2 separate regions of the Mus musculus genome follow, and region 2 is linked to region 1. Evidence: chromatin loops called from intact Hi-C (ENCODE). Cell type or tissue: heart. All regions are shown on one strand. Each heading gives the region's core, and the rest is flanking DNA. Links, peaks and the distances in the headings are about the cores only.

What was found. A loop is a pair of places that touch in the nucleus more often than their neighbours do. Peaks named below come from ENCODE experiments on the same cell type or tissue, not always from the same donor. Only the 100,000 strongest peaks of a DNase experiment are listed, where the experiment ranks them.
Region 2: a loop joins it to region 1, with 2.8 times the contacts of the local background. A loop is called at or near these places in 3 of 42 quality-filtered maps.

Annotation. Positions count from the first base shown.
Region 1 is chr1:32,170,656-32,178,988 of GRCm38, reverse strand. Khdrbs2 (KH domain containing, RNA binding, signal transduction associated 2) reads right to left here and starts at 6,267. Exons shown (of 9, transcript NM_133235.3): 1 at 5,981-6,267. The coding sequence starts at 6,071. In heart, for the core only: a CTCF peak has its summit at 4,297 (motif pointing left); a DNase peak (open chromatin) is centred at 6,328; H3K4me3 peaks cover 1,072 bases; H3K27ac peaks cover 252 bases; H3K27me3 peaks cover 1,086 bases.
Region 2 is chr1:33,018,082-33,026,414 of GRCm38, reverse strand. No RefSeq gene overlaps it. Among named protein-coding and RNA genes, the nearest start is that of Gm39616, 150 kb to the left of the region's middle. In heart, for the core only: a CTCF peak has its summit at 3,337 (motif pointing right); no DNase peak of the experiment used is centred there.

The DNA.
Region 1 (8,333 bases), core at 2,232-7,231:
TATATATCATGCCAGATGGCATAGGAAAGAGGCCCCCAGGGGAAGCTTCTGAAGTCGGCTGAAGAAAAACTTTCTGTGAGTGGGCTGAAAAGCACTATCTGAACAGCTTTCATAGTGGATACAGTTGATTCAATGCTGATAATTTGCTGTGCGTTATGAGTGCAGTCTACTGATATGGACCAGTCCACCCTGGAATGATGAATTGACATCAGTGATCTTGAGAAAACAGAAACCATGTAGAGCAGCCTTGGGGTGGACAGGTAAGGATGAGGAGAGTGGCCATAGGGAAGTGAATTATTTGTTCCAGGTGAGATAAATCAAGCTGAAAGGATCAAAAGATAAGACTGCAAAGGAGATATGTAGTAAGAGTGTCAAAGAGTATGAACTACATGTTTCAGAAAAAAGAAATTAGTTTAAAAAGCATGTGCTAGTCAAAATTCCACTTTAGATGAATCCTTGTGAAATACAGTATTTATTGAAGTGGACTGAGAGGCAGAAGTGTCTAAAAAGAAGGTGAACCCAGCCATGGCCAGCTGCACAAGCAAAGGGAGGAGACGGACCCTGCGAGAGTATCAACAGTAGGAATTACAGGCCCAATGGGTAGGGGGAAAGTAGAGAGAAACTGGACACAGCTGTTAGGGGTGACTCCGACAGTAGAGTGACTGTTTTAGGACAATATTGAAGACACAGGCTAGACTGAAGGGTTTCGAGAAAATAAAATAAGAAAAATGAGGGAACCAGATGCAGATTGATAACATCAGACACTTGAAAGACACAAGGGAGGATAAGTGTCAAGAAAGATTAATATTATTACTTTTGCAAGTGAGACACATTCTATTTTTTTAAGTTATTCATGTTGAAAAGGCAGTTACAAGAATAAATAGAAGTGGGGGACCCAAGGAAAGAACTTTGTCTCCGAAACAACCTCAGTGTGCATGGGAAGCACTGGTGATGTAGATGTTGACGCTGAAAGAACATAATCAGCTGTTGTTATTACAAGAAGATGAGGATGGACATGGAGCCTACATAAAAGGGTGAACATGGGGTCTGCATGTGCAGACAGACATATGATCTGCATGTAAGGATGCACATGGAGCAAATAAAGGGATAGACATGGGATCTGCACATGAGGACGGACATTGGGTCTGTATAATGGTTTGTATATGCTTGGCCCAGGGAGTGGCACTATTAGGAGGTTTGGCCTCATTGGAGTAGGTGTGGCCTTGTTGGAGTAAGTGTGTCACTGTGGGCATGGGCTTCAGACCCTCTTCCTAGCTGCTGTCAGTCCCACTAGCAGCCTTCAGATGAAGATGTAGGACTCTCAGCTGCTCCTGCACCATGCCTACTTAGATGCTCCCATGCTTCCACCTTGATGATAATGGACCGAACCTCTGAACCTATAAACCAGCCCCAAATAATGTTGTCCTTATAAGAGTTGCCTTGGTCATGTGTCTGTTTACAGAAGTAAGCCCAATTAAAATCTACATGTGAGGATGAACATGAGATCTTCATGTGATGATGGCCATGGGATCTGCCTGTTAGGATGAGCATGGGGGTCTGCATGTGAGGGTAGGGGGTCTGTATGTCAGATGGACATGGAGTATGGAAGCATGAATAGGAAGTCTGTATGTGAAGGGCATGTAATCTGAATGTGGTAGGAAGTAAGGAACACAACAGAGCATATACACAGAGACCCAGGAAGCTGCTAAGTGGGAAGGCATTGTAAGCTGAAGATGCTTGATGAGATCTGATGTCATCATTGAAAGAAAAAAGAAAAGAAAAGAAAAAAAAAAAAACTAGCCTGAGAAGTAACCATTGATGGGAAGGGGCATTAAAAAAAAATCTCTCCCTGCAATCATGAAAATCTGTTTTCTCATTTTGTTTATGAGTTAAATTTTTATTCAGCATTGATTCAAATAGCAAAGTAGGAATTATTTTCCTATTCTTATCAAATCCAGTCTCAAATGTGGTTAAGCAGACATGTTCAAATGCTAAAGAAATGTGTTTCTTATATTTATATAAAATTCTCCCCTTCTTACTGTAAGCAAAAATACTTACCTCAAATTGTCTCTCTGATCCGCATTGCATTTCCCATTTTACAGATAGGAAAAAAAAAAAAAAAAAAGAGTACCATACAGGAAAGCAGACGCATCTTCGCGTCAGCGCAGCCTGTGCAGGGGTCAGTACTCAGTACCAGATTGTTCATTGCTAAAACGCATTGTTTTACTACGTTATTCATTGGTTAGACTGCAGACTGAAGATATCAAGAATTTAATCTATGCCCATGTTTGTTTTTATTTTCAAAATGTAAATAGGATTATACAATATCAACAGAGAGGAAAAAAAAAAAAACATTAGATTCATCAAGAGGAAAGTCCACTGAAATAGTTGCATGAGTAGATTTTTTTTTCTTAGCCAGAAGATGATTTTAGGCATAGGGTCGATAAGTTCCATGACTTAACCATTGTGCCTGGCTCTGCGGAGAACATTTAGGGAATATGATCTAAATTTTAAAGTGATCCTTACTGAGAATTTAAATCCAGCTCGGTTTTGATACGTTATCATTTGTGATAAATACAAATGGATGCCATCTTCCCACACTTAAAAACCCATATGCATCTGTAAACATAAAGGTTAACTACAGTTGTCAGGCCAAGTCTGTCACCAAGAGTCCTAGAGTAGCTCAAAACTATTTTGTTAATCTTTGATTTTTCCTCCCCACTAATTAGCTAAAACATTGGTTAATCCGTTAATATTTGTGAAGAATGCAGAGTAGAAAGCCTTGTCTGAATCATCTTTACTTGAATTGAATAATACTTCAGAAAGTATTAAATGCTGCAATTGAATCAAGAAGTATGAATCTGCCACCCAGCATGTTCAATCAAAAACAAGCATATGTTCACACAGGTACTTCACATACAAGACCCAAGCCTTCAAAGTAGTTCAATAGAATTAAGAGCATGAATCTGTCTCCACTATACAGCATCGTGTACATGCCTCAAATCATGCTATGGTGAAAGAAATGTATTATTACTATATTTACTTATACTGGGAAGGAATGGAAAAATACCAAAAATGTTCAGCTATTGACTTTTTTCTTTCTTTCTTTCTTTCTTTTTTTTTTTTTTCTGTTCAGAATCCGAAAACATCACTCTTCTCAGCAGAGGGCATCTGGGAGTGAATAAGAATTCTGGAAACATTAGGATCTCCTAGTCTCACTATTTTCTTTGAGACAAGAAAACTGGGACCAGGGAAGGAAAACTTACAAAATTCGGCTAAATAAGCATGGAATCAAATTAAGGTAGCATAGATACAAATAGCCTCATGTGACTCCAAGGCTAAAGCAGAATCCGACCTGCGCCAGAACTTTCAGAATCATGCTGGGTTTGTCCCGTGAGCAGATTCAGAAACACCTTCCATAACAAATGGCCAACTACATAAAACTGTAATTACAGCAGGGAAGTTATGCATTATACAAACCCCTTAACACATATTATTCAAAATCTGCTATAACTAATAGTCAAAATCATAAATTATTGTCTTTTAATTATTTTTGTATGACCCCTACTGAAAATACAAAACAGAAAGAAATGAAATAAAATACAATGAAAAGAACAACAACAAAAGTTATTCAAAGCCCCACAGCCTTGTACGCTTAAAGAAGCAGGCACAACTAAGGAGAGGCTGGTATCTATCACTAACCAGAAAGCAAAGTAAGCCATTGTGAGAGCTCCCTGCTTTATATCTCTGCCTCTCGAAACTCATTCCAAAGAATGGAATCATCTAGATCATTCTTACTGCCCCCCTCAGTCTCAAGACTGTCTGCCCAGCACTGCTGACATGCACTCCAGTGTGCACTTTCCTTCCATTTGAGTATCTGTGTCAGGTTTATTTATAGCCGATGCCTTCAAACGCAGCATTTCCAGGTATGAGAAATAAAATCTCTACAGTGATCCTAGAAACCCTCACAAATGGCCTTTGAGAAGACAATGGAAAAAAATCTATAATGCAACATGTGCATTATGATTCGCTGAGACTCCAAAGCACGCTTACCTTACACTCTAGTAAGCATGTGTACAGTTACAGAAGTGATGGCGGCCCTGTGCATCTTTTTATGGAACTATCTGACTACTCTAGGATTACTGCCGCCACCTCTTTCCTTCTCTTTCTCTCTTTTCTCATTAGGAATTCTCTGAAATTTAGGCACCCTCTTTGTTTCTTACTGAGATGCCTTTCTAGTCCTGAGCTTTTTAAAATAACCCATTACAAAAGCAGGCCATGCTTCCCCCTGCTGGGAAAAAATTAAATTACAAGGTACATTAGAATGATTTCCTAAATCTGAAGAAATCTAGTGTTTGGGAAAGAAAAAATCAGCAGGAAACCAGATACTTCGTGGTCTCCTAACTCTTTTACTGGTCAAAAATACTCATGCATCTCACCCTGGTAAGACTTTTATCTACATCTCTTAGTTCTGTAAGTTTTAGAAATACAATTAATACACATTAATTGAGCTAATTATTAAATTATTAAATTATTAAATGAGCTAATTATTGAGCCATCTGTCCCAAAGAGAGCTCCAGGTCAGAGAAGATTTTGAATCTTCTTTCATTGTACACTGAATGGAAATACTTCTGAAGAACTGACTGAAGCAAACAAATCAAAGAACACATTTTAAATCTGTTCATGTTTATTGAGTCATTATTTTCCAATATGCAGTTGCTCTCCAACAGGAGAGAAGAGTACTGTTCGTAACTTTAGTATTTCAGTTTAATTTATTATGACTTGATTATTAGGTAGTGGTAAACATGATTGCATTTCACTGCCTAACTACTCTACAAAGCCAGCTTTTCCCTTGAAAACAGGATAAGTATTTCACATTCCACATTTTTTCCTGGCAGTCTTTCATGAGATACTTTGTTATTATAGGTTATAATAAATAGCAACCACTAAAAATGCCAAAATGCATCTAATGTCTCTGAATCGTATGAGGAGTAAAAATCTTTCTATGATACACAAGTAAATCTCAAAAGTATCTTAATGCTGAGGGGCATGCTGAGAGAAAGATGTCACTGATTCTTCTAGTGGGTAAGACCTCAGGCTACAAAGCTACACTCTAGCCAGTTTGATGATGAAGCACTTCATTATTAATAAAACATTCATCTAAAAATTCTGCAGTTGTGTTAAATAGGAGAGTGCAGGGTACCAGGTATCCTGGATGTCTTCAGTTGCTACCATTGTTTCACATATATGGAACTATATTGGGTTAATATTTCTGACGGAGAAGTTTTCATGTGTACCTTTTTTTTCAAACGACCTTTCAAAGCAATGCAAAAGGCAAGACATAGATGTTCCTCTGGGAACTGAATCTCTGCTACATCACAGGTACACAAAAGAAAACGCACACCTGGTTTAAAAATCAGTTGATCAATTATGGAGCGTTCCTAGGGACCAGTATCTTGCATAGTACCCAATCATCACGTTTCGATTACATTTATAAGCACTTTAGCCTCTGCTTACCACGCTCACATAAATATACGAACATGCATACTTTATTGTTGAATAATTCTAAGACTTTCCAGGGAAAATACCTATTAAAAGCTATCAAAATCACTTTGAAACGCAGAAGGAAAAATATATATTATAAATAAATAAATATATAATAACGTTAATCTGTGACCAAGATACTCTCAGAACACTCCATGGATCGCATTTACTCCTGAACTGATTTTGCTGGCTTCTGCAAAGTAACAAGGTCCCGGTGGATCACCTGACACTTGCTAGTTTCCCTGTCCAGGACCCTAACAGGTCGCATCACTCTGCCATTAGACCTCAGGGCTAATTGAGCCTCCGAGGAGCCAGGCATCCAGCACTGTGCCTCCTGCATTAGGAAAGGGCTCTCAGGGACAGTTTCTGCCCAGCTGAGAGATTGCCCTCCCCAACTTCGCCTTGCCGGGGCTGGCAGGAGCCCAGCCGGTCCTACCTTCCGCCAGAAGGCGCGACGCGTGCACAAAAGATGGATCCAGGCTATCCTTCTCTGCCATCAGCTCAGGCAAGTATTTCTCTTCTCCCATAGCGCGGACTTCGGACCGTGCCCGGTCAGGCGCAATTTCCGCCCGCTCCGACGCCTTGGTCCCTGGCTCCCCCGGGAACCGTTCTTCCACCGTAGAGCGCAGCTCTAGCGCCTGGGGCTGCGCAGACCGCGCTGGTACCTGCCTCTCCCGCGCCCCAGCCAGGCTCCGGCCGTGGCCTCAGCTGGAGAGGATGCCCGTGCGGCCCAACCCCGCCGGCTTCCTATTGGAAGCGGGGTCCGAGGGCGGGGCGCACGCGGAGACTATGGACTATCATTGGGCGGGGCCGCAAGTCGAGTCGCCTGAGTGGCAGGAGGCTGCTGCGGAGGGGAGGGGTGTGCGAAGTGCAAGCGCACTCTCCTGGCCGCCTTAGCCCGCCGTGTTCTCAGGCCTGGCCAGTGCTGTGGAGTGGGTGCGGGCTGCCAGGCAGGCACGAGGATGAGAGAGCAAGAATGTGTGCCCCATGAGCACAGAGGCTGAGCACTTCACCTAGGTCTCCAAGGCACAGGTGTCTCTCCCCTGGATGATCGCAGACTCTTGGGCAAGGTTGGAAATCTGAGACAAAATGTGGGCTGTGTTTCCCATGACCTATATCTTGGGGCAGAAGGATGTCCACTAATGTACAAATGAAGAAGTGCCTGGATTCTGTAGTAGAGCAAAACGCTTCCAGTGTACCTTGCCCGTGATACAGAATTAGTTCTAGGGATCCACCCATTCTTATGGTGCAAAATTCACTCACTGTGTAAACTTAGCGGGGAGAATTGTGAATGAAAGAAGCTAGATGATGCCTAACTTCTGTCGCTCTGATGTTCTCCTATTTTAGACATCAGGGTCTCTTTCGCTGCCATGGGAATGCTGCTGAACTACTTTGTATATGCCCCACCTTTATTTAAATGAGTATTTTACCCACAAGAATCATCGCCAAGGAAGGAGGGATAAGGGAGGTACCCTTCCCTTCCAGATGGGACCCCTGAGCTGTACCTTGTCTACTTAAAATGAAATGATTCTTTCTTTAAAATTATCTTTTCCCAAACAATCCCTTGTCAATATTTCTACCACCCATTCACCTGGGACAACTTTCCCAGTATATAAAACCTGCTGGGAGTTTCCTAATTTCTCTTATTCTGTCCACAGTGTTACCTAAGTATTTATTTTAGGTGAAATTAGGATGTTATATTGATTTTTGTATGACATTTTAAAAAGTTAACATGTTTCACATCCATGAGATAACTCACTCCAGCTCAGAAAAACACTGAGCAACCCAGAGATACCAGGTTTTGCTTCTGTAGTCGGTGTAATATACCTCATAGCTATGCTAAAGCTGAGGCTAAAATTCAAATGTAAGTAGTATGAAGCTTCAGACAGCAGGGTTTACCCTACTCTCCCATATGCTAGACACTTTTAGACTGTGCATACATCCAATTAGTGTTTAAAAGTATTGAAAAGGGTCTAGAGACTGGACTTGAATAATTGCCAAATGAGATAGACATACTGTGTTGTGTTTTCTCTCACGGGGATGCTTTCTAATGAGTGATGACAAAGAGAACCAGAAACACATGACAAATGTCAGAAATAATACTAGACTACACATAATCCTAATCTGTAGAGTACTTTGTGTATTTAGTACATAATGGACATCACAAAATAAAAATAAGCTATATTGACCCTTAGAAACCAATATTCTTATTATTCACCTCCAGAGGATTAGCAACCAAAGGCAAAAACCCAAATACCCTGGAGGGGTGCCCTCATCCACATTCAAATCCATATGTTCCCAGTAGGTGACTCCAAATCACTGCGTTCTCCCCTGACTCATATATTTTGAGGCCATCAAAACTGTGCATTAAATATTTTATCTTATAAATACAAATGTAAATAAATTGATAACCTATAAATAAATTATTGTTGAATAGAATATGTGTGGTTATACATAAATAAATTATAACTATTTATATGCTTCCCTCTTCTGATGCTAGGAAGACTCAATCATACCTTAATTGATTTTCAACCTGAGTTCTAGTCCTGAAAGACAATTTAAGATTCAATTTTGCTTATTGTACCATTATTTCAAAAGTGGTTTATTAAGAAAAATGTCACAAGTCAATTAGTATCCAAATGATGCATAAGGCACATATTCTACAGAATATGTTCTGTGGTGAATGTAGAAGACACATATTTATTTCTTTTACATATCCTATGAACATCCAAGAAATTTATTCAGCTTATCTTGCCACACTAGTGGGATATACACATTATAAATTATTA
Region 2 (8,333 bases), core at 1,270-6,269, 850 kb before region 1:
AGTCAATTTTAAAGATTCTACTACACACAAGGAAATTTACTTTAGTCAGTTTTTAATAAGCAGGAGACACTGGACAACTGCAGCTAGAGAGAGAAATGCCACATCAATCAAAATGCATAAGGAACCTTATAGGGAGTGTTAATTAGTATCTGACACAGGAGTTAGCTCTAGTTTGCACAAGTTCTGTGATGACATTTAAATATTATTTTGAAAGTGTAATGTATATTTTAAAAGATTAGATTATGGTTTATTAGGTCAAAAAATTATAATGAATATATTTCTTCTCTTGAATAGTGTTAAAATATAATTTTAATCCCATGTATGCATATGTATATGTATGTATATACATGTGACTATATATGTGTGTATATATAAAACTGTTTATAAAATTTTGTTAAAGCTAATTATAAATCATCTGTATGCATTAATTCCATTTAGTTTCTTGTTTTTATAATAGGTCAGACATGTAGTAATTCTTTGTAATGTTTCCAATCTTCAAAATGACTAAATTTTTTATAACAATTTTTGCCTACTCTACCTGTTTATTAACAAAGAAGTAAAATGGACTGGACAAAGAGACATTCATTAATAGACAAGTTATAGGGATTAGAAAAGTCTGTCTGAGCACAAAGCGTGGATGGCATTTAGTACCCAAGTCTGCTCTCAGACAAAATTAGCAAGGGCTGAAGTGAAGTTAAAGCCTGCTGGTTGCAAAATTGGAAATTGGTTTCCTGGGGCTTTCTGTAAACTCTTCATTACTTTACTCAATCATGGTTCATTAGCAAGTTAACAGACAGAGGACCAGTGCACACTGGGATACGTGCAGAGTTAAGCCTTCCGTCTCCTTGAGCATCACTTAAAAACTTGAATGTCACAGCAGATTAGACCGTGCATCAGATGGCATTCTCATCCAGTGGTGCACGCGGTCAGCAGCGGATCATATCTACTTAACCTCTAAATATTGTCAGGTATTTCTGCCTTGTCATGGGTGCATTTCATAGAGCAACAAAAGCTTTAATTCAAAGCGACTCTGATGGAACAAATAAAAAATCTCAAAAGGCATCTGAGAGAGAACAACTTGGAGAAACTCAGTTAAGAGATTCAACTAAAGTACACTTAATGGGTCGCATTAACTTGGATCTAATTCACTGGAGGGGAAAAAAAAATCCATAGGGACATTAGAGCATTTAAATGTGTTTCTGAAAATGGCTGGGCAAACTGTGGCCTTGTTGCATGAAATAGTTTCATTCGGCTTGAGCAAATGGCTTTGACTCTCAACCTAAAACAATTCATGTTATGTAGTACTTACTTCAGGGAAGTATGAATATTACCGCATACTAAGTGAAAGCTGTAACAAGAAAATGTGCGGGACTCTGGAAGGTGCACCGGGGCTTCTGGTAAATTTCCACTTGGATTTAATGAGTATTTTTATTACTCAGAGCATATGTTATTAAATATTAATTTAGACTCCTCATACTCAGATCTTATACATGTTTTCTATTTGGAAACCCTTTCCTATGGAGGAAATGCAGCTGGTTGAATATAAGGAGAATTGGACATGATAGAAGGAAAGAAAAGACATCTAAAGATGATTGTAGATGGCTTCTAAATGTTCGTTGTAGTAATACTTAATCTTCAGCAGTAAGCATTGAAGGAAATGTGCTAGTTTACTTAGTATTCATTTTAATAGGAGGGAAGTGTAACAATGACTTATCTTGTCTCTCCTTTGATGCTAAAGGCTTTGCTTTTGCTTTCCACTTTATTTTCAGTTGTGGTCTTTTTTTTTTTTTTAATAATTTACAGGTCAGTCTTTCCCATATCATTGTCTTACTTGCTTTTATGTAAATTAGAGAATTTTATGCAACGGCCCCCACACTGACCATGAAGTACACAGCCTATTAGCATTGCCTGATGTATGGGAATGCATTGATTAGAGAGGTGTTCACTTAAAAACTTTAACCCCCTACAGACACTTTATTTAATAGCGAGAAGTTGAGCTATTAGTATATGTTCATTTACACTCAGACTAGAGAGTTTTATTGCCATAGAGTCTTTGTTGACATCAATAAAGGGCTGTAGTTAGTCCCTTTGCAAATTGCTCTATGTAAGAATATCCCTGCTGTGCAGTAAAATTACTTCTTTCTTTGACTGATTCTAGATTAAATTACAGAGAACAGAAGTGGCTCAGAAGGAGTCCAAATTGGGAAGGCTCTCAGGAGTCTGGTCTGTGGGTTAGCAAGCACCTCACCAATGAGCTACATTACCAGTCCCTGCATTGAGTCACAAAACACATGAAACTCAAGAAGAAGGAAAACCAAAGTGTGGATACTTTGATCCTTCTTAGAAGGGGGAACAAAACACCCATGGAAGGAGTTACAGAGACAAAGTGTGGAGCAGAGACTAAAGGAATGACCATGCAGAGACTGCCCCACCTGGGGATCCATCCCATATACAATCACCAAACCCAGACTCTATTGTGGATACCAACAAGAGTTTGCTAACAGGAGCCTGATATAGCTGTCTCCTGAGAGGCTCTGACAGTGCCTGAGAAATACAGAAGTGGATGGTCACAGCCATCCATTGGACAGATCACAGGGTCCCCAAATGAAGGAGCTAGAGAAAGGACCCAAGGAACTGAAGGGGTTTGCAACCCCATGGGATGAACAACAATACGAACTAACCAGTGCCCCCAGAGCTCCCTGTGACTAAACCACCAACCAAAGAAAACACATGGTGGGACTCTTTGTAGCAGAGGATGGCCTAGTCGGTCATCAATTGGAGAAGAGGCCGTTGGTCCTGTGAAGGTTCTATGTCTCAGTATAGTGGAATGCCAGGGCTAGGAAGTGGGAATGAGTGGGTTGGTTGGTGAGCAGGAGGAGGGGGGGATGGAATACGGGGTTTTTGGAGGGAAAAGGGGAATAGAAAAGGGGATAACATTTGAAATGTAAATAAATAAAATATCTAATAAAAATAAATTAAAACAAGAAAATACTCTTGAATAGTAAAACACTATCATAAAGTCCTACTTGCACAAATCAGGTTGCTGCCTTTTGCATTCAGCACTACTGTTTTAGAATATAAATTCTTAGGAAGCAAAGATTAGGGAAGCTTTGATTAACTTTTACAAAATCGCCTTGTGTTTATGCACACAGCAAGCACATAAAGAGAGCCTATGGAAAGCAAAGGTTGGTATTGGGAAGTCCAAGCCAACCCTCCCATTGAGGACCGTTTGTTTAAATAATTGAAGGGTCTTCCTTCCCTAATTTAGGGTTAGTTAGTTTGAAGAAAGACAGGGTGGCATACAACCATTGTGTAAACATGTCCCGATTCACCTTTAAACTTGTAGAGCCAGTCAACCACTAGGGGGCTCACTAGGCCTTTTTTTTTTTTTTTTTTTTTTTAAAAAAAGCAGCCAGCCTTGCCTCAAGTTGGGAAGGTGAAGAAGAGGCCATCTTGGATGTTTGACATCTTTATTGTCTAGCCATGGCTCCCCTCTTTTTCTGTCTGCCTGTCAGGCTATCGGAAAAAAGCCTTCTTCGTTTGCTATTTTCATCATGATCTGCCTTCAAGATGCTTTTATTACTAGCTGCTGTTTCCAAATTTCTCAAAAATATTACTCTTCTCTTGTGCAGACTGCAGAGATCATACCCGACAACGAAATGCCCAAGGGAAGTACAAGCGTGCCTGTCATAGCTCTTTAGCCTCCTGACATAATACATTCATTAGTGTTACACCTCTTGCATGTGTGGTTGTACCACAGTTTGATGAATTCTGACCTAATTTACTTAGTGACACCTAGCTTGCAGAGAAATATTTTTGTCTTATTACCCGAGAACAGCTACCTAATGAAACAATTAATCACCTTCTAAATCAAACCGAATTCTCAATTAATAAGACTGAAGAAATGGAAAATACAGGTGCTACATCTTGAAAGTGGAAATGCGTGAAACAAAGAGCTAGTCCAACTCAGTGAATAGGTATTGGTAATAAAAGTAATAGTAATAATGCTACTGATAATTGCCTGTTTCTAGAAGAATGGATTTGCCATTCATAGTAAAGACTAGATGGGAATCATTTGCTTAGAATGAAGATTATGTTCAAAATTCTCCATATACAGCTTTTCAATAAGTATAAAAGGAAAACATGGTAGTGAATTATATATTACATATAATAATATTACATATATTATGTTATATATTAACAAAATGATTTATTATATATTAATACAGTATATAATATAGTATATCTAATATTAATAATGTATGTAATTATATATCAATATAATTGATAATGTACTATATATTAACATTACATATGTCTATATAATATATATGTAATGTTAATATATACTATTATATATTATATAATATATAACATGTACACATTTGTATATACTTGTACGTGTATATGTATATCAATGTCTATATCTATATTTATATACTATAATAGCATGCAGAATAGCATGAGAAATTACAGATAGCACTGACCACTTTTTTTTTAAGGAAGCATAATTGAAGTAAGGAGAGGATGTAATACAAACAATTTAAGTTTATCCCTTACCAACTTACAAATAAATGAGACTCAGACTATGGTTATTTTATTTGGCTTTGACAATTACTGGTGGATAAGCCCTAATTTACTTTTTTTTTTGTTTTTTGTTTTCTGTTTTTTGTTTTTGTTCTTTTTTGGTTTGTTTTTTGTTTTTTGTTTTTCAAGGCAGGGTTTTTCTGTATTGCCCTGTGTCCTGGAGCTCACTCTGTAGACCAGGCTGGCCTTTAACTCAGAAATCTGCCTGCCTCTGCCTCCCAAGTACTGGGATTAAAGGCATGCGCCACTGATGCGCAGCCCCTAATCTACTCTTCTAACTGCTGGCCTGGCTACCTCTCAATAGATGTGCCTAGATGCTTGCTGCTTCTCTTGGCCATGTGTTCATCGTCAATCTCCCCTCATGGCGGCTTCCTTTCTCTTCCTCCCTTCTTCCTTCTCCAACAAGGTCACTCCAAACCCACCTACCACTAATCCCTCCAGTAATTGGCTGTACCCAATTTTATTTAACCAATAGTTTTAAATCAAAGCACAAGATTTGCACAACCAAAGCTTGTAAACGTGAGAAGTCACTTGCAGGTCTAGACCTTTGGGTATAGAATTTAGTATTATACTACATAGTAACAGATCAAATCTCAATAAAAGGGAGAGATGAAGTAACCAAAGCTAGAGATGTATGAAAAAGTAAAAGCCTTAGGAAACCCATCACATTTTAAGCTAATAAAAAAAAATAAAAATTAAAAGGGTAGTGGAGATGACTCAGTGGAAAAAGGTACCTGGTTGCAAGCCTTACAACTCGAGTAACAAGTAGATAGGTAGGAGAGTGGGATTTGGTGTGAGGCTGGTTTCCTGGTAGAACTGAGCATCCCTGAGTGTGGGCTTGAACTAGGGTGGGGAGCATGGGATAAAGTGCATTTGTCTGGTGGTTACAAGGCTTGACTCCTGCGCTGGTTCTCCTTACAATCTGTGCTACTTCCAGCTTATTATTTACACTTTATTAGTTTTGAGTTTCATTTTCTATGAAATAAGTGGAAATGCAAAAAAATTCTAAGTATTACTAACATCTTAAAAACTAATTCTATGGTCATAAAATCTGAGTCTTATCCAAAGTCTTACCATATAGTTGAAAGAACAAACTTGTTTAGAGAACTTTAGACGTAAGTTGCAAAAAAAAAAAATCATTGATGGTTAATTGGTAACTTAGCATCTATAGCTACCGAATAAATTATGGAGAAAGATGAAAATACACTCTATTAAAAATGATTTCTTGCCAGACTAGTGGTGCCCACCATTAATCCCAGTACTTGGGAGGCAGAAACAGAGACAGGCAGATCTCTGTGAGCTCAAGGCTAACTTAGTCTAGATAATGGTTTCCAAACCAGTCTGCATGCGTGGTGAGAACCCCATCCCCAAATAAAATACTTATTAACATGATGACAGTAACAACCCAGCAGAACAGTCACTTGGACAAGTGATGCATTTCATACATGAATTCTTTAACAGGGGGAAACAAATACTTATTTGAGATTTTGCTTACCTACTTTTTAAAAGCTATGCTTGCACATAAATGGAAATGTTTTGTAGAAAAGCACTAAGACTCGTTTTACCTCTATTTAAAAGGAAATTATAGAAGAGAGGAAGATATAGGATTAAGTTTGGTTGAGGAGATCTTGGTCCGGGACCCGCCGAACTTAGGAAATTAGTCTGAACAGGTGAGAGGGTGCGCCAGAGATCCCGACAGCTTCTGGAACAGGCGGAAGCACAGAGGCGCTGAGGCAGCACCCTGCGTGGGCCGGGGACAGCCGGCCACCTTCCGGACCAGAGGACAGGTGCCCACCCGGCTGGGGAGGCGGCCTAAGCCACAGCAGCAGCGGTCGCCATCTTGGTCCGGGACCCGCCGAACTTAGGAAATTAGTCTGAACAGGTGAGAGGGTGCGCCAGAGAACCTGACAGCCTCTGGAACAGGCAGAAGCACAGAGGGGCTGAGGCAGCACCCTGTGTGGGCCGGGGACAGCCGGCCACCTTCCGGACCGGAGGACAGGTGCCCGCCGGCTGGGGAGGCGACCTAAGCCACAGCAGCAGCGGTCGCCATCTTGGTCCGGGACCCGCCGAACTTAGGAAATTAGTCTGAACAGGTGAGAGGGTGCGCCAGAGAACCTGACAGCTTCTGGAACAGGCGGAAGCACAGAGGCGCTGAGACAGCACCCTGCGTGGGCCGGGGACAGCCGGCCACCTTCCGGACCAGAGGACAGGTGCCCACCCGGCTGGGGAGGCGGCCTAAGCCACAGCAGCAGCGGTCGCCATCTTGGTCCGGGACCCGCCGAACTTAGGAAATTAGTCTGAACAGGTGAGAGGGTGCGCCAGAGAACCTGACAGCCTCTGGAACAGGCAGAAGCACAGAGGCGCTGAGGCAGCACCCTGTGTGGGCCGGGGACAGCCGGCCACCTTCCGGACCAGAGGACAGGTGCCCGCCCGGCTGGGGAGGCGACCTAAGCCACAGCAGCAGCGGTCGCCATCTTGGTCCCGGGACTCCAAGGAACTTAGGAATTTAGTCTGCTTAGGTGAGAGTCTGTACCACCTGGGAACTGCCAAAGCAACACAGTGTCTGAGAAAGGTCCTGTTTTGGGCCTTCTTCTTCGGCCAGGAGGAGGTCCAAATACAAGATATCTGCGCACCTTCCCTGTAAGAGAGCTTGCCAGCAGAGAGTGCTCTGAGCACTGAAACTCAGAGGAGAGAATCTGTCTCCCAGGTCTGCTGATAGACGGTAACAGAATCACCAGAAGAACAATCTCTAAACAGAGTCAACTATAACTACTAACTCCAGAGATTACCAGATGGCGAAAGGTAAACGGAGGAATCTTACTAACAGGAACCAAGACCACTCACCATCACCAGAACCCAGCACACCCACTTGGCCCAGTCCAGGGAACCCCAACACACCTGAGAACCTAGACCTAGATTTAAAAGCATATCTCATGATGATGGTAGAGGACATCAAGAAGGACTTTAATAAATCACTTAAAGAAATACAGGAGAACACTGCTAAAGAGTTACAAGTCCTTAAAGAAAAACAGGAAAACACAATCAAACAGGTAGAAGTCCTTACAGAAAAAGAGGAAAAAACATACAAACAGGTGATGGAAATGAACAAAACCATACTAGACCTAAAAAGGGAAGTAGACACAATAAAGAAAACTCAAAGCGAGGCAACACTAGAGATAGAAACCCTAGGAAAGAAATCTGGAACCATAGATTTGAGCATCAGCAACAGAATACAAGAGATGGAAGAGAGAATCTCAGGTGCAGAAGATTCCATAGAGAACATCGGCACAACAATCAAAGAAAATGGAAAATGCAAAAAGATCCTAACTCAAAATATCCAGGAAATCCAGGACACAATAAGAAGACCAAACGTACGGATAATAGGAGTGGATGAGAATGAAGATTTTCAACTCAAAGGTCCAGCAAACATCTTCAACAAAATTATTGAAGAAAACTTCCCAAATCTAAAGAATGAGATGCATATGAACATACAAGAAGCCTACAGAACTCCAAATAGACTGGACCAGAAAAGAAATTCCTCCCGACACATAATAATCAGAACATCAAATGCATTAAATAAAGATAGAATACTAAAAGCAGTAAGGGAAAAAGGTCAAGTAACATATAAAGGCAAGCCTATCAGAATTACACCAGATTTTTCACCAGAGACTATGAAAGCCAGAAGAGCCTGGACAGATGTTATACAGACACTAAGAGAACACAAACTGCAGCCCAGGCTACTATAC